Regions from separate parts of the Homo sapiens genome. Here regions 1 and 3 are each linked to region 2. Evidence: chromatin loops called from intact Hi-C (ENCODE). Cell type or tissue: heart right ventricle. All regions are shown on one strand. Each heading gives the region's core, and the rest is flanking DNA. Links, peaks and the distances in the headings are about the cores only.

Region 1 (5,495 bases), core at 496-5,495, 160 kb before region 2:
GTAGCTGGGATTACAGGCATGTACCACCACACTCAGCTAATTTTTGTATTTTTAGTAGAGACGGGGTTTCACCATGTTGGCCAGGCTGGCTGGTCTCGAACTCCTGATCGCAGGTGATCCACCCACCTCGGCCCCACAAAGTGCTGGGATTACAGGCATGAACCACCGTGCCTAGCTGATATTCTTAATTTATGAAGGAAGGGCCCCAAATTTTCATTTTGCACTGGGCCCACAAATAACGTAGCAGGTCCCACAAACAAATTCGTCTAGATTCAGAGGGCCCCTTGCCTTCCTCCTCTGCTCACATTCGTTCCTTTCTCCCATCACAGGCGGGTACCCTACCTTGGGGGATTTGCCCCAGAATAAGCCTTTTTTTTCCCTTCTAACATTTTAATGAAAAATTTCAAGTGTATAGCAATGTTGAAAAGATTTTATAGTGAGCACCCATACACCTGCCACCCAAAGTCTACCATTAATGTCTTCTGGACTTACTTTTGCCGTCTTATTCATACTCTGCCTGGACTGTCCTCAGCTACAGGACTCACATCTCTTGCCGACAGCTCTAAGGCTTCCAGTCCTGCTGTCTGGACCAAGAAAGGCTTCCTGGGCTCTGAGTGTCAAATGGCGGCCTTCAAGGAAGGGGAATGGTGGAAAAGGCCGTGGGGGGTTTTGGAGAAATTGCTAGGGAAAGACTGGCACCAGAGTTCCACCAGCCCAGGCAATGGGGGGTACAGAACCCATAAGATGAGTTCTAGAAAAGCAAGGAAGGTTTCGTTCTGGAGTTTGTGGACTGAGGTTTCCATTTGTGACTAGGATTCTCATTGGTTCCTTATGTAGTTTCTTACGCCCTGCATAGTCTTCTAAGCATTTCTCACAGACGTGGTCTGGGGGCGAACACCAGCAGCCCTGAGAGGTGGCTAAAGAGGAGATTCTTCTCTCCACTTCACATCGTAGGAAACTGAGTCTCAGAGGTTCCTTCCCTGGCCTGCCCACAACCCCAGGGCTAAAAGAGGCAGACCAAGCCCAGGGCCTTGAACCCCAACAATGGGCCTCTTTCTTTTGATCCCATGATAGGGGTGCAAAAGCATTGCATTCCCCTGGGTAATTTGAAGAAAAAACCCAAAAAACTCCAACTTTGTCTCCAGGAAAAAGAGGGTGTCTGGGCTATGATTTACCTCTGAGGGTGTGGTTGCACTGAGCGTGATCACACTTCAAAGGGTTAGATCTCATTTCTCTGCCTTTCTAGCTTGGGCCCAGGGCTCAGAAATGTGTGGACTCCCTCACAGCCCCTCCCAGCATCCCTGCCCCCTCCCAACTGCCTTGGGCAGGTGACACCTGTATTATTGCTAAGGGTTAAAAAGCCCCCAAATCAATAAAACCCATTAATGAGTGTTGGTACCTCGAAGGCTACAGATAAATCCCTTCTACTCAGTGAGTTCAATCCCATAAAACAGCTCTCCCCTTTCAATCCTAGCATTCATTTGATAGAAAATGTGGAGAAATTTTAAAAAGGTGACTTACTAATTGCCTGTAAAATAAAAGGCAGATGGAAGCTTTATTACAGTTGAAGGAAGTCGGGAATATTAAGGTAAAATGTCAAATAACAATTGATTTTCCTTAGACATAAAGGGGCGATTTATGGCTTCCTAGTTACTACAAACGAGAAATTATTTGAAGTTCTGAAAAGTATGAGGAGAAATAAAGATTAAATAGAAGATGAAATCATAGGGATTTCTCTGGGAGGTGACTTCAGTGCCCCTGGGGACTAGAATTCATGTGGCCAGTGGCCTAGCCAGCTGGGGCTTGGCAGTTTCAAGATTTAGAGGCAAGGTGTCTCTGAGGAGCGGGGAAGTGGCTGTTTGCTTTGTGTCTGAGGAACTAGGAAAGAAAGATGAAGATAGGGAAAGTTGTGGTTAGGGCCAATTTCAGACTGAGGGATGTGGGATTAGGGGATTCTTGTGGATGGGCCTATAGCTCTGCTTCCTGACTAGCAGATACTGGGGATCTGGGGAAGGGAAGGGTGAGCTGCCTTTCCTGGGACTTCGATGGCATCCTTACAGTCAGGGGACACTGTCCTTGCTGGGTCCCGGACATCAGTGTCTATGTATCCCTGCAAGCCACAGCACTATCCAGGCCCTCTGGTGGCTTTGCTTGGTCTGGGCCAACCTGGTCTCCACACTGACAGTCAAAGACGAGGAGAGGAAAAAGAACTCACGGCTAGGCGTGGTGGCTCCTGCCTGTAATTCCAGCACTTTGAGAGGCCGAGGCGGGTGGATCCCTTGAGCCCAGGAGTTTGAGACCAGCCTGGGCAACATGGCGAAATCCCCGTCTCTACAAAAAATAGAGAACAATTACCCAGGAATGGTGGTACTCTGGAGGTTGAGGTGGGAAGATGGCTTGAGCTCGGGAGGTTGAGGCTACAGTGAGCTGTGATTGTGCCACCGCACTCCAGCATGGGCGACAGAGCAAGACACTGTCTCAAAAAAAAGGCTCATTTCCAGGCTGCCAGGCTTATGTTAGCCTGGGGTCCCGCAGGAGCTGACCTGAGACAAGTACTTGAGGGCAAGTTGTTTGTTTGAGGGATGCTCACAGGAAGCTCCAGTAGGAGGGTAGGGAGGTGACCCAGGGAAGGAAGGCAGCTTACAGGGGCGTGTTGTCAGGAAGGGCACCCCGGCGGGTGACGGAAGCTTAATTTTGCTGGGAAACTCAGGAGCCAGCATGGAACCTGCACCTCAGAGTTATCCCACTGGAAGGATGAGGGAGCGGGTACTTATACACCAACTCCATCCCCGTCCTTTGTTAAGGCTGCTGGATGGAGTGGGTGGGACACTCATTCTTCAGCACTCCCAGGGGCCCTCAGGCTGTCAGAAGTTAGGTCCGTTGGGCTCCAGGATGAGGGGACCCCCAGAAGATGCGGGAGGGCGTCCGCAGCATCTGCCTCTGTGCTTTCCCTGTTTATCTGAATCCTCATAATTCCCGCCACATGCAGATCAGAGCCCCCAGCTTTATGGAAGAGAACACAGGTTTGGAGAAGATAAAGAGCATTCCCACAACTAGGAGGTGGGGAAAGCTAGGAGTTCAGCCCAGAGCTCCCTGACTTCAAAGTCCATTCTCTTTCTACTTCCTGATTTTTTTTTTTTTTTTTTTTTTTTGAGACGGAGTTTCACTCTGTTGTCTAGGCTGGGGTGCAGTGGCACAAACTTGGCTCACTGCAGTCTCTGCCTCCTGGGTTCAAGCAATTCTCCTGCCTCAGCCTCTCGAGTAGCTGGGACTACAGGCGCCCGCTACCATGCCTGGCTAATTTTTTGTGTTTTTAATAGAGACAGGGTTTCACCGTGTTGGCCAGGCTGGTCTCGAACTCCTGACCTCAGGTGATCCGCTTGCCTTGGCCTCCCAAAGTGCTGGGATTACAAGCACGAGCCACTGTGCTCGGCCTACTTCCTGATTTTTGTATAAGACACATCCCAGCAGCATGGTAGACTGAAGACTCCTGGGCCCACTCTCAGAGATTCTGCTCTGGCAAGGATGTGTTTATTGGTGAGAGGGGTGTCCAGGAATACGTGCCTTTTTTTTTTTTTCTAGAGACAGGGTCTCGTTGTCCAGGCTGGAGTGCAGTGGTGCAATCATAGCTTACTGCAATCTCAAACTTCTGGGTTCGAGCGATCCTCCTATCTCAGCCTCCTAAGTAGCTGGGACTACAGGTGCACGCCACCATGTCTGGCTAATTTTTAAATTTTTTCTGGAGTTGGGGTCTTGTGATGTTGCCCAGGCTGATCTTTAACTTCAGGTCTCAAGAGATCCTCCCACCTTGGCCTCCCAAATTTTTGGGATTACAGCCATGAGCCACTATGCCCAACTAGAATATGCACTTTTTTTTTTTTGAGACCGAGTTTTGCTCTTGTTGCCCAGGCTGGAGTATAATGGTGCGATCTCGGCTCACCGCAACCTCCCCCTCCCAGGTCCAAGCGATTCTTCTGCCTCAGCCTCCTGAGGAGCTGGGATTACAGGCATGTGCCACCATACCAGGCTAATTTTGTATTTTTAGTAGAGATGGGGTTTCTTCGTGTTGGTCAGGCTGGTCTTGAACTCCTGACCTCAGGTGATCAGCCCCGCCTGCTTTGGCCTCCCAAAGTGCTAGGATTACAGGCATGAGCCACCAAGCCTGACCTTTTTTTTTTTTTTTGAGACAGAGTCTTGCTTTGTCACCCAGGCTGGAGTGCAGTGGCACGATCTCGGCTCACTGCAAGCTCTGCCTCCCAGGTTCATGCCATTCTCCTGCCTCAGGCTCCCAAGTAGCTGGGACTACAGGCACTTGCCACCACGCCCGGCTAATTTTTTGTATTTTTAGTAGAGATGGGGTTTCACCGTGTTAGCCAGGATGGTCTTGATTTCCTGACCTCGTGATCCACCTGCCTTGGCCTCCCAAAGTGCTGGGATTATAGGCGTGAGCCACCGTGCCCGGCCTTTTTTTTTTTTTTTTTTTTTTTTGAGACAGGATCTTGCTTGGTTGCCCAGGCTGGAGTGCAGTGGCCTGATTACAGCTCACTGCAGCCTCAATCTCCTGGACTCAAGCAATCCTCTCACCTCAGCCTCTTGAGTAGCTGGGACCACAGGTGTGTGCTACCACACCCAGATAATTTTTGTGCTTTTTGTAGAGACAGGGTTTCGACATGTTGCCCAGGCCGGACTAAAATTCCTGGGCTCAAGTGATCCTCCTGCCTCAGCTTCCCAAAGTGCTGGGATTACAGGTATGTGCCATCGTCACCAGCCAGAATATGCATTTTCTTTTTTTCAGACGGGGTCTCACTCTGTTGCCCAGGCTGGAGTGCAGTGGTGTGATCTCAGCTCACTGCAACCTCTGCCTTCTGAGTTCAAGCGATTCTCCTGCCTCAGCCTCCCAAGCAGCTAGGATTACAGGTGTCTGCCACAACACCCGGCTAATTTTTGCATTTTTAGTAAAGATGGGGTTTCACCATGTTGGTCAGGCTGATCACAAACTCCCGACTGCAAGTGATCCGCTTACCTCGGCCTCCCAAAGTGTTAGGATTACAGGCATGAGCCATTGTGCCTGGCCGAATATGCACTTTTAATAAGCATCAGCCAGGCTAGGCAGGCCGGGGGCCACACTCGAGAACATTTGCACCACAGCCACTGGCTACCTGCCCCTTTTTCCATAAGGTTCCACTGCCCTCTCTCCCCTCTATCTGGGTCTGTTCTTCAGGTTCTTCCCTGGGAGCTCTCTGAGTGACATAACTGTCCCCAAGTGCTGGGAGATGGAGAGAGGAATCACCAGACTGGAGCAGGCCCCCAGAGCGGAGATGGGAAGGGGAGGCTGGTGTTCTGAGGCTCCCGAGGCAGTGAGAGGTGACCGGAGGCAGTGAGAGGTGACCGAAGACAGTGGCTGAGAACCAGGGAGGGGCTGCGGGAAAAAGCCCTGGGTGCAAGTCGCTCTTTCCTTAGCGTCTTTGAGAGGAGGGATGGGGAAAGGTGAGGTA
Region 2 (6,211 bases), core at 499-5,498:
CAGCTAATTTTTTTGTATTTTATTTTTTTAGAGACGGGGTTTCACCGTGTTAGCCAGGATGGTCTCGATCTCCTGACCTTGTGATCCGCCCACCCCGGCCTCCCAAAGTGCTGGGATTACAGGCGTGAGCCACTGCGCCCGGCCTTTTTTTTTTTTTTTTTTTTTTTGAGACAAGGTCTCACTCCCATCACCCAGGCTGGCGTGCAGTGATGGGATCTCGACTCACTACAGCCTCGACCTCCCATGCTCAGGTGATTCTGTCACCTCAGCCTGTGTGTAGCTGGGACCACAGGTGCACACTGCCATGCTTGGCTAATTTTCTGTATTTTTTGCAGAGACGGGGTTTTGTCATGTTGCCCAGGCTGGTCTCAAACTCCTGGGCTCAAGTGATCCACTCACCTTGGCCTCCCAAAGTGCTGGGATTATAAGCATGAGCCACCTCACCCAGCCTGGAGACATTTTTGATTATCACAACTGGGAAGGGACTACTGGCATCTAGGGGGTACAGCTGGAGATGCTGCTAAACATCCTATAATTCACAGGACAGTCTCCCACAACAAAGAATTATCTAACTTAAAATGTCAACAGTACTGAGGTTGGGGAAACCTTGATCTAAGAGGAGCAAGTGACCCTCTTGGAGCAGCTGAAGTGATTTAGTCCAAGTCCAAACCGAGAGGAATTGGACCAGGGTGGCCATCGAAGACCAAGCAGCTCAGTCCCCTCATCCCTGCCACTGTACCTCTTGGGCACACAGAGGCCTTCCTGAGGATGTGATGAGGCTGTCACGAGCCCAGTGACCTGTCCAGGAGCCCTTGTGCCTCATTGCCTCTCCCAGGTGCAGTGATGGTGGGGCACCTCCCCATGCTTCTGGTGGGAAGCAGGACAAAAATATCCTCTCTTCTCAGATCCCCAGCCCACCACGGAGGTCTGTCTGTTGGCCCCATCTACCCCAGAGTGTGGCCTAAGGTGGAACTAGGTGCGAGGCTCATGCCAGCACCTCACTTTCACCCTTCTCCCCAGCCCTTGCTCCACTTCCCAGTCTGGTGAATCTGTTTCTAATGGAGTTCTTGAGCCAGCCTCCTGGGCTAGGTGTGGGGCTGGGAAATGGAGGGGAAGGACCTTCAAATATGCAGGAAGAGGGTAGGGATCCACTCAACATGCTCTTTATATAAATAAACATTTAATAACACCTCGCTTACTCTCCTAAAATGACAATCATAAATAATATGCCTTCACAAGCACTTACTTCTTTAAAATCACACTATAGTGCCTGAGCTATACTAGGGAGAAAAAATAAAAGGAAAGCAATTTATAACCAAATAACACATATTTCAATCTGTCAGTGCTCAGGTCCCATGACACTAGAAAGCATAATGAAGTGTCAGATGCTCGTCCTTGCATATAATAAATAAGTCTGAATTTAAGAAATGTAGAGGATCAGAAATTATTCTGTGTAAGGACAAAAATAAATAAATAGAAGAGCAAAGATATGCTATCAAATGCTAGAATAAGTATTACTTTAAGGCCGGGCATGGTGGCTCGTGCCTGTAATCCCAGCACTTTGGGAGGCCGACGTGGGAGGATCGCATGAAGCCAGGAGTTTGAGAAAAGCCTGACAACATAACAAGACCCTGTCTCTACTAAAAATAAAAAATTAGCCAGGCAACAGTGGTGCACGCCTGTAGTGCCAGCTACTTGGGAGGCTGAGGTGGGAGGATCACTTCAGCCTGGGAGTTTGAGGCTGCAGTGAGCTGTGATGGCGCCACTGCACTCCAGTTTGGGCAACAAGAGTGAGACCTGTCTCAAAAATAAGTAAATAAACAAATACTTTTTTTTCTTTTTTTAGATAGAATTTCACTCTTGTTGCCTAGGCTGGAGTGCAATGGTGTGATCTCAGCTCACCACAACCTCCACCTTCTGGGTTCAAGCGATTCTCCTGCCTCAGCCTCCCTGAGTAGCTGGGATTACAGGCATACACCACCATGCCTGGCTAATTTTATATTTTTAGTAGAGACTGGGTTTCTCCATGTTGGTCAGGCTGGTCTCAAACTCCCGACTTCAGGTGATCCACCCGCCTCAGCCTCCCAAAGTGCTGGGATGACAGGCGTGAGCCACCATGCTGGGCCATAAATATTTTTTAATCTGTGTTTTTTTAAAACTGCAAAAACAGATCACCTTTTGTAGTCTGTACATGTAAAAGAGAGTCAGGGGCTGAGATCATGGTAACAGTTTTCCCCACCGTGAACAGCTGGCCCTGCCCACTAAATGGCAGCAGTGCTTCGCAGTCATTGTGAAATTAAAACACTTCTCCCCACGTTACTAGACTCACACACACACAATCTTCCCTCCCAGAACCACTGAGTTAATGCTTCAGATATTAACCTGACAAGTCAGTAAAATTCCAACTGAACATTTGGAAGGATATATGCCAAAATATTAATGGTGCTTTTCTAAAGCAGAAGGGGAATTACAAGAAGCACTCCCTTTTTTCTTTCTTTCCTTTTTACGTTCTGTATTGTGTAAAATTTTGCTTACAACCTGTATGAACTTTGCAACCAAACCAAAAAAAAAGTCATTTTTGAAGCCAGTGTGTCAGAGCTCCCAGTAGTGTACATGTTTGTTTTGGTCCTTTCAAGGAGGATTCAAGTCTGCGATGGAGAAACCACCAATTCACTTTTTCAAATGCCAAAACAACTCCGCAGGCGTGGAGGAGACCTATCTTGCAGCGCTGTAGGCCCAAGGCACCAGGGAATCCGGTCCAGCTCAGCCCTACAGCTTTGCTCAGCCCCGTCTGCACCGCCGCCCCGTGGCCAAGGGCAGTACTGCGTCCTCCAAAAGGCAAGGGCGGAGGAGGGGCCAGGGGCCTTGCCCCAGGGGCAAGCTTCTTTCTGTCCCACTGACCACATGGCAGTCTGGTGAAGTTTATGGACCCCTCTCTCAGTATAATGGCGGGTAAATATATAAATAAAATATATATGCTGGAAAGAAAACTAATACTGGTGAGATGATTCTTAAAACTCTTTATAAATGTGTAATATAATAATAGCCGTTTCATTATTGTAAATAACCAGCTCTAGGGGCAGGTCTAGGAACTCATTGTTTTCCAAGCAGTGAGGGGTATACACGACGTTTCGAGATATCCACAACTTGATGTGCCAGTGTCTGTGATTGTAATTGGTAACAAAGTTGCAGGTACTGCTAACAGTACACTCTGAATAAGAGGAAAAGCTAAATATTAGAAGTTGATGAAAGTCAATATGTAACTTTTTCCCATGCGAATTCGACTTACAGACCCCTTAGGGCGCACGGACCACAGGTTAAGGCCCCCTTGAAGGGGCACGAGTTTAGGAGAAACTCTGGTGTGGGTTTTCAGTCCTGGAAGGTGAGCCCTGGGGTAGGCACGCGTGGGCGCTCAGAAAAGGGAAGGCAGAGGCGCCTCCCCGGCTGGGCCTGCGGAGGGATGACCCACACGCCCCTCCCCTCGCTTCCTTGGCCTGGTTTCACGCGACTAGAGAAAGTTAAAGACCCGTGTGACTGAAGAGGAGCTCACAGTTCCCAGCGTCTGCTCCCACGGTGTCCAGCGCCCAGAATGCGGCTTCTGGTCCTGCTATGGGGTTGCCTGCTGCTCCCAGGTGAGATGGGGAGAGGGTCTCGGGAGGGATGTGGGGCTCACCCTTGTGGTCTGCAGGGAAAGGACCTCTTGACTGACTGATAGCCCCACCCCACCTATCCTCAGCCTCCTCAGCCCTAGGGGAGCGGGGCGGGCTGGGGGTGGGGGGAGGTGGGGGTGGCGCCGGGGCCGCACTTGCTGTTTCTGGAACCTAGAGCCAGGTTTTCTCCAGACCTGTGGGTTTCCCCTCATGGCAATGTGGCTGTGAGAGTTGCTTTGCCTCTCTAATCTTAATTTTTCTACCCTGTGCCAAGCCTGGAGGCGGACAAGACACCCCATCTGGTTGCCCTGTTAAACTCAGCAAATATTTGTTGAATTTCGGCTATGCCTCTCCCCACAACCCTGAAAGATGAAGAATTATCACGTTTCATCAATTCTTTTGCTTTCTTTTTCTTTACCTTCTAACACTTAAAATCAGGATAAATCCTACAACTGATGTCAGTTGTTCAGTTGGCAATAGTGAGACCCCATCTCTACAAACAAACAAACAAACAAACAAACAAAATTAGCCAGGCATGGTGGTGCACACTTGTAGTCCTAGCTAGTGGGAGGCTAAGGTGGGAGGATCGCTTGAGCCCCAGAGGTCAAGGCTACAGTGAGCCATGAGCACCATTGCCCTCCAGCCTGGGCAACAGAGTGAGATCCTGTCTAAAAACAAAACAAAACCAGGCACGGTGGCTCACGCCTGTAATCCAAGCTCTTTGGGAGGCTGAGGCGGACGGATCACAAGGTCAGGAGATCAAGACCATCCTGGCTAACACGGTGAAACCCCGTCTCTACTAAAAATACAAAAAATTAGCCGGGCATGGCAGCACGTGGCTGTAGTCCCAGGTACTCAGGAGGCTGAGGCAGGAGAATCACCTGAACCCGGGAGGCAGAAGTTTCAGTGAGCAGACATCGGGCCACTGCACTCCAGCCTGGGCGGCAAAGTGAGACTCCATCTCAAAAACAAACAAACAAACAAACAAAACAAAACAAAACACTCAGAAACCCTGCTGGCTATCTGGCTGTCAGATTCTATCTGAATCTAGAACGCCACCCCTGCACCCCAATTCCTCAATGGGCCAGGGTTAGGGAAACAGCAACAGCCCTGCCCCAAGTTCCCCCAGCGTGGGAGGTTAGTAATGGCTCTTCCAAGGCTGTCCCCAGAAGGGATGACTGAGAAAAGCCTTCCTTCTTCCTCCTAAAATGGAAGCTCTGGCCTTGACCTTGGTACATGGAGCCTGGTTTTTCCAACCTCCACTCCTGCTCTGATTTTAGGTTATGAAGCCCTGGAGGGCCCAGAGGAAATCAGCGGGTTCGAAGGGGACACTGTGTCCCTGCAGTGCACCTACAGGGAAGAGCTGAGGGACCACCGGAAGTACTGGTGCAGGAAGGGTGGGATCCTCTTCTCTCGCTGCTCTGGCACCATCTATGCAGAAGAAGAAGGCCAGGAGACAATGAAGGGCAGGGTGTCCATCCGTGACAGCCGCCAGGAGCTCTCGCTCATTGTGACCCTGTGGAACCTCACCCTGCAAGACGCTGGGGAGTACTGGTGTGGGGTCGAAAAACGGGGCCCCGATGAGTCTTTACTGATCTCTCTGTTCGTCTTTCCAGGTAACAGATATCTCTCCTTCCCCAGGCTGGGGACAGGAGCTGCAGAGGGAAGAGGGAGGGGTGGTGGGGCATAATCCTGGTACCAACATTATGGGCACTGAGTCCTCAGGGAGATCATGCAGGTCAAGCACCGAGCAAGGCTTGGGGCACAGAAGGAGCCGCCTGAGTCTTGGCCATTGTCTCACTCTTGCTGCCCGAGGTCACACCAGTAGTAGATGTCAGAGCAGGACCGGACCCAGATCTGTCCAGGGCTGGGCTCGGCGCCTTTCCTTTCTGCCCAGGTGTGCTGGAGGGAGATTTCCATAGGCTGGGTACAAGATAGACATATCAGGGGATAAAGAAGACTCCTCGCCTGGTGTCAGAGATATTCCTGAGGCCTCCCGAGGCTGGGCCAACCATTGCTGCATTCCAGACCCAGCCCACAGCATCACCCTGGACATGCTGGCCTCGCCCTGCTTGTGCCCTCAACTCTCCCCTCCTGGCCTCCACCTCCCCAGATATTGAAGTCCAGCCACAGGTGCTAGAGTGCCTGGGAACCAGCCTCTGGGTAGGATGCCTGAAGGAGGGATCGTTAAATGCAGGGACACTAGGGGGCCGGGGCTGGAGCTATGGGGCCTGGGTAGGGGATAAAGCACCTCTCTGGGAGCCCAGAACCCCAAGTGGACCTGCTGAGCTAAGGAGAAAGAAGCCAGAGAGGGCCCAGGGGAGTGGGAGCCTTGGTCTGCTGGCCAGTGTGGGCGAGGTACATCTTTGTATCCCCATTTCACGGATGAGGGACTGAGGCTCCAAGAGACTAAGTGATTTGCCCAAGATCTCACAGCAGGAAGTGATGGAACTGGGATTCAAACACAAGTCGTTTCCAGCTTTGATGTCTGCTTTATTCCTCTCCTAGCCCCATAGCTGGGACCTATCCCAATCCCAGGCCCATCCCTACCACCATAGCCC
Region 3 (5,495 bases), core at 496-5,495, 64 kb before region 2:
AGAAGCCCTACTCTGGGGCGCATCTGCTTTCAACATTCATTGAGAGTCATCGTCGTGCTTAAAAGCAGTCAGGTTTGGAATTCTGAGGAATTACTTAACCTGAGCCTGTTTGCAGGGAAAAAAAAAAAAAGCGGGATAGTAATGGTACCTAATTCTAGGGTTGCTGGAAGGGTTAAATGTGACATTCAAAGAAGGCACCCAGCACTGCATGGCGAGCACTCAATAGGTGTTAGTCCTTCATCAACAAATGCGTTGAGCACCCAGTGGGTGCTATACCCTGTGCTGGGGTGGAGATAAATCAGACTCCTGCAGCCCTTCCTGGAGCAGATGCCAGCCCACCATAAGCCACTCAGCATTTCCTGAACTCCCACTAAGTACAAAAGATAGTCTCTGTACTGGAGGAAAGCTGCCCTCCCCTACTGCCATGAAAAACTGGCAGTTTCCTTCCTGCAAAAGGGCAAATTTGGCCTTGAATTCAGGAACCCCACATCCTGAGCCCAGCCCTGCCACCAACTTGGTTCTTGAGTAACGTTGCTGCTGCTGTGGTCTTCAGTTTCCTCATTTGCAAAAGGAATTGGATCCGATTATCATTAGGGTCAACTTTCTCCTCCTCCAAAACTTGTGGTCTTGCACCTTCAGGGGAGCTATTGCAGTGGAGACTACTTAGCTGATAGCCCAAGATGTGTAACCAAGGCTGGAATTTCTGTATCCCTCACCCCACCCCGTGCCTGCCCACCCCTCCCGGTGCACCACTTCTTTCCTTCTGGTGTTGGCTGGCAGCATCTGCATTCTAAGCAGCGGGGAAAGCTTTCGAGTTCCTTGACCTTCATCTTGACTTGAGCCGAGGTTAGCATTAAAAACACAAGCCCAGAGGCAGCCAGCCATGCTCTGCTGCTCCTACTCCCTTCCCGGGACCTGTCCCTGATGTCATAACTGGGTAACTATGACAGCTTGTCATGGGGACAGCTAGGCACCTCACAGAGGAGTCTGGGTACCTCATTTCTGAAGTGAGACTAGGAAGAGAAGATGAACAATTCCCTGGATTATCTGGCCTACCCTGTTATCGTCTCTAATCACAGGCAAAGCACAACCTTCAGAAAGAAACTGGACTTTGGCCACTACGTATCTCACAAGAATAGAATACAAATAGGTATGTGGGCAGTTTGGGCTGGACACTGCTATTAGGGATTTTGGAATGGTACCCCATAAAGAGATCAACAGGAAACCAGACCAGGTCACAGCTTTGGGATGATATGGCCTTATCTGCTGAGTTTGGGGAAGAGGGCATTAGCACCAATAACAAAATGTATCTTCCACCAGGGAGTTCACTGGATGGAAATACTCCTTTAAACTCCTTAAAGCCGAAGTACGTTAGAAAGGGGATAAGACTTCAGAAGCCAATAGACAGGCTAATAATATTGGAAAAAGATTGGAAGAGAAGCTCTTTCATTGGATTAGAAGGACATTTATCTCTGTAAATTTTATTTTCACTATTCTTTTGTTTCTGCTCAAAACTCTCCAGAGATGTTCATTTGATAAATCAAACCAAACTTCTTGAGTCGCATTAAGGTCCTAATTCGAAATTGTTCATTAGTCAAGGACATTGTCTAGTGCTGGTTTTCTGAGGCCGCTACTGGAATTCCTGTGATGTAACATTGTTCCCTTTTATCCCCCTTCTCTAGCGAAGCCTACTGTTGATACCAAACCTCCAGTGGCGCACACAAATCACATTTTAAAATTGAGCAAACTACAGGTATTTGTTCTTGCTGCTTGCAGATGTGCAGATGTATTTTATTGACTTCCAGTCTGTTTCCTAAAGAGGTTCAATTTCCCAGAGCCTTCTAAATACCCATCTACTCAAAGATTTGTTAATACTCCTCCTCCCCACGCGTCACCCCCAGTCGTTTTTTTCCCCCCTGATACGGAGTCTCGCTCTGTTGCCTAGGCTGGAGTGCACAATCTCGGCTCACTGCAACCTCCGCCTCCCAGATTCAAGCAATTCTCCCGCCTCAGCCTCCAGAGTAGCTGGGATTACAGGCATGTGGCACCATGCCCAGCTAATTTTTCATATTTTTAGTAGAGACAGGGGTTCACCATGTTGGCCAGGATGGTCTTAGTCTCATTACCTCCCGCCTGCCTCGGCCTCCCAAAGTGCTGGGATTACAGGCGTGAGCCACCGTGCCCGGCCGCCCAGTCTTTTAAGTTCTGCTTCCAGTCTCCACTGTGGCCCTCAATGCACCCCTTTCCCACGATCTCAGAGGAGGGGAACACTAAGTCATTGTGTGTTGGGGCAGTGCACTGATGGTGTCACCATGGTGAGGTGTGGTTTCTTACCAGGGTGAACAAAAGAAAATCAACAAAATCGAGTATGAAAACAAGCAACTGTGTCAGAAAATCGCAAATGCCCATCGCGGCCCTGCCAAGGTGGATTGCTGGAATGAATATTTTTCCAAGAGGTAATGTTCTTTGTCTTCATTTCAGTTTTGAAAAGTCAAAATTGACTTTCCTCTTGGGTTTTAGTGTGAGGTTTTCCCAAGTCAGAGAAGTACTTAAGGGAAGTTATCTTGAGGGAGAACCAAACAGACCATGTTACACAGAATGAAAACTTTAAAAATGGGGACCTTTCTCTAGCATTAAAGAGCTTTTATTTCATCGAAGAGACTTTTCAGAGTCCTATTCAGTGTGTCACAAGAATGCACTGCGCACTTTTATAAAATGGTGGCCATGTGTCTTAGTCCATTATAGGGCGCTATAGCAAATTGCTATAAACTGGTGGCTTATAAACAACAAAAATTTCTCATAGTTCTAGAGGCAAGGAAGTCCAAAGATCAAGGTGCCAGTAAATTCGGCATCTGAGGAGGGCCTGCTTCATAGACAACCATCTTTTCACTGTAACCTCACGGGGCAGAAGGAGAAAGAGGCTTCTTTCATAAGGACACTAATTCCATTAGGGTGACCTAATCAGCTCTCAAAGGCCCACCCCCTAATACCATCACCTTCATGGTTAGGATTTGAACATAAGAATTTTGGGGGACACAGGCATCTGTTCCATAGCACCATGGCTGGGGCTATGATGTGACATTCTTAAAATCAGTTCCAGAAATCTTTCCTGAGCAACTACTATGTGCTAGGTACCAGGAATAATAAAGATGAAATGAGATGTATATTTCCTTACCTCAAAGAACTCAAGGTCTTGTAGGGGAGATATTTATGGAAATAATGACAATGCAGTGTGATTAGGGATACAAAAGAAGCTCATGCAAGAGAAAGAATTTGCTGGGGGCGAGGAGATGGTCAAGATGCCATTCTATATCCTGGTATATTCTGGTATAAGTTGAAAGCTGAGAGGAGTGAGGTGACCCAAAACTTGTCGCCAGCCGTTTGTGATTTATTCACAGGGAGACCTTCCCCCAACCAGAAGTTCTCAATCCTGGTTTTACATTATAATCCTTGGGGAATTTTAAGAAAATGCCAGTGTGCACGGTTCACCTCAGATCAATGAAGTAGAATCTTCTCATGGGCAACAGGGTTGAGGACCACTGATATAAACCTGCGAATGCGGTGCATGTTTCCCGGAGTGCAGTGCAGACCAACAGGCTGTCCCAGGGGCCTGTGGGCTCAGCAGGACAGTTTACTCCCTGCACTTAGACAGTCTGGCATTTATGATCTCATGACTTCATCTCCCCCACTCGTCAAGATGAGCATTTCCTTCTTCACCCATTTCGGGGTTTTGTGTTTTTCAGCTTAAACAGAGAAACAAGGAACCGCGAGCTAGTGAGAATCACCATGGAAAACCAGGGCATTCTGAAGAGGCTTGTTGATCGCAAACCCCACTATGACCGCAGGGCATCTGAGATAGACTGGCAGGCACGTGGGCACTCATGTTATACTCCCAGACACACACAGAGTTTGTCGGTGTTCAGCCTAGAGAGAGTCTCAGAAAAATCCCTGAACAGCTAGAGTCAGATCACATGAAATGTAACAATCGTTAAAAGAAAAACCATCCAAAGCAAACAAAGCTAACAGGCACAAACCATCAAACAAACAGCTAAAACAGCTTGGTAGCAAAGCCATTATGTGTCAGTTTCATAACATAACAATTATGTGTCAGTTTCAGAAAAATAATCTAGTAGCGTCTTCCCTCACCCCTTAATTCATTAAGAAAGGCTGAATGTACAGGGATGAAGGGTATAAGATTCAGTCAGTATGCGGTTGGTTTGCTTCATTTAGGAATGACCCTTAAAAAGGCCAGGGGAGGGGAAACCATCTGTGGTGTTTTAAAAAACCTCCACTTACCGACTTTGGTCTTTAAATCTTTTCTAAGTCATCCCTGGGATTTAGAACTTCAGTAATAGCACCAATGCCCTGGCATTGACATAAACCAATTTTTTTCCTTCAAGAATTCAAGGCGCTATATCAGAAATACCACGAGATATCTTCTCTCCCAAAATGAATAGGTATGTCTCTCTTACTATCAAACACTGTGACCACAGCTGATACCAAAGCCCTGAGAACCCCATAAATGGCGAATGAGGGGCCCAGTTAAGGAGACGGATTTTGCTCTTCTCATATAATATTGACTAGTCTTCCATTCGGGAAACTTGGGGCTCTCTGACTTTATTTCTTCTCTCCATACAAGAAGGAAATGACATTGTCTTTTGTCATCATCTTTGAGGCTTTGTGGGAGTCTGAGGGGAAGTGATTTGTTCCAATAAGACATAAACTGGAAGACCTGTGGCTTTAAAATTGTGCCAAAGTTACATTCCAGGTCTCTGTCAGTATTCAAAAGTACCAGCATGTTGTCATTTTGTATTATTTAACATTATTAGTGATGACTAAGTGGTTTCCCCCACCCAAGGGAGAAAGATAAATGGACACTTAGGCGTTCCAAAGAATAGTTCTGTATAATTGATGTGTCTCCTTCTCTCTTCTCCACTGAATACAAGGTTACTCACCATGGAAAAGATACAAGAGAAGGCCCTAGGATTTCTTGGCTGCTCAGGATCTCAAGACACTCCCGACTGGCTGAATGCTCCATCTTCAGATGCTTCAATAAAGCTTGGAACATAAAATGCGTAAGTTACATTTAGGGGACCCAAAGGCTTTATGTTCTCATTCCAAAATGGGGCAGGCAGAAGGAAAGATGCAATGAGCATTTTTATTTGGGGCTATGAAAAGAAGTTTTAACGAGAGAGAGAGAGAGAAATCTGAGAGAACTCTTTAAAACATACACCATCATCACCATCCCGTGGAAGAAGAAAAGCTGGGGTGAGATCATCCAGCCACAAGTACAGCACTGTCAAAATGGAAAACGAAATCACATGACAACATCAAGGTTCAGAAAACACAAGGAACAAATGCCATTAGTTCCTCTGTGAATACACACGATCGGAAAAGAATGCCTCATTGAAGTTTCCATGGACTCTGTTCATTTATAGGGAGCAGCAGCAGTGAAAATGTCTCAAAACATACGGTGAGACAATGTTGCAGGCCTG

Evidence for each region. Hi-C counts contacts between places; a loop is a spot of excess contacts. Peaks named below come from ENCODE experiments on the same cell type or tissue, not always from the same donor. Only the 100,000 strongest peaks of a DNase experiment are listed, where the experiment ranks them.
Region 1: a loop joins it to region 2, with 3.0 times the contacts of the local background. A loop is called at or near these places in 66 of 110 quality-filtered maps.
Region 3: a loop joins it to region 2, with 2.4 times the contacts of the local background. A loop is called at or near these places in 72 of 110 quality-filtered maps.

The regions. Positions count from the first base shown.
Region 1 is chr17:43,682,323-43,687,817 of GRCh38, forward strand. All of the region lies in intron 3 of LINC02594 (long intergenic non-protein coding RNA 2594), which reads left to right. All of the region lies in intron 1 of LOC107985085 (a long non-coding RNA gene), which reads right to left. Among named protein-coding and RNA genes, the nearest start is that of LINC02594, 20 kb to the left of the region's middle. In heart right ventricle, for the core only: no CTCF peak of the experiment used is centred there; no DNase peak of the experiment used is centred there.
Region 2 is chr17:43,843,628-43,849,838 of GRCh38, forward strand. CD300LG (CD300 molecule like family member g) reads left to right here and starts at 3,549. Exons shown (of 7, transcript NM_145273.4): 1 at 3,549-3,632; 2 at 4,931-5,266. The coding sequence starts at 3,590. LOC107984979 (a long non-coding RNA gene) reads left to right here. Exons shown (of 3, transcript XR_001753057.2): 3 at 2,637-2,848. It overlaps LOC107985077 (a long non-coding RNA gene), which reads right to left. Exons shown (of 2, transcript XR_001752896.2): 2 at 6,123-6,211. In heart right ventricle, for the core only: a CTCF peak has its summit at 2,809 (motif pointing left); DNase peaks (open chromatin) are centred at 2,804 and 3,484; H3K4me3 peaks cover 2,656 bases; H3K27ac peaks cover 3,343 bases.
Region 3 is chr17:43,779,437-43,784,931 of GRCh38, forward strand. CFAP97D1 (CFAP97 domain containing 1) reads left to right here and starts at 999. Exons shown (of 6, transcript NM_001136483.3): 1 at 999-1,150; 2 at 1,683-1,753; 3 at 2,338-2,456; 4 at 3,744-3,867; 5 at 4,401-4,457; 6 at 4,947-5,495. The coding sequence starts at 1,027. The coding sequence ends at 4,457. In heart right ventricle, for the core only: no CTCF peak of the experiment used is centred there; no DNase peak of the experiment used is centred there; H3K27ac peaks cover 499 bases.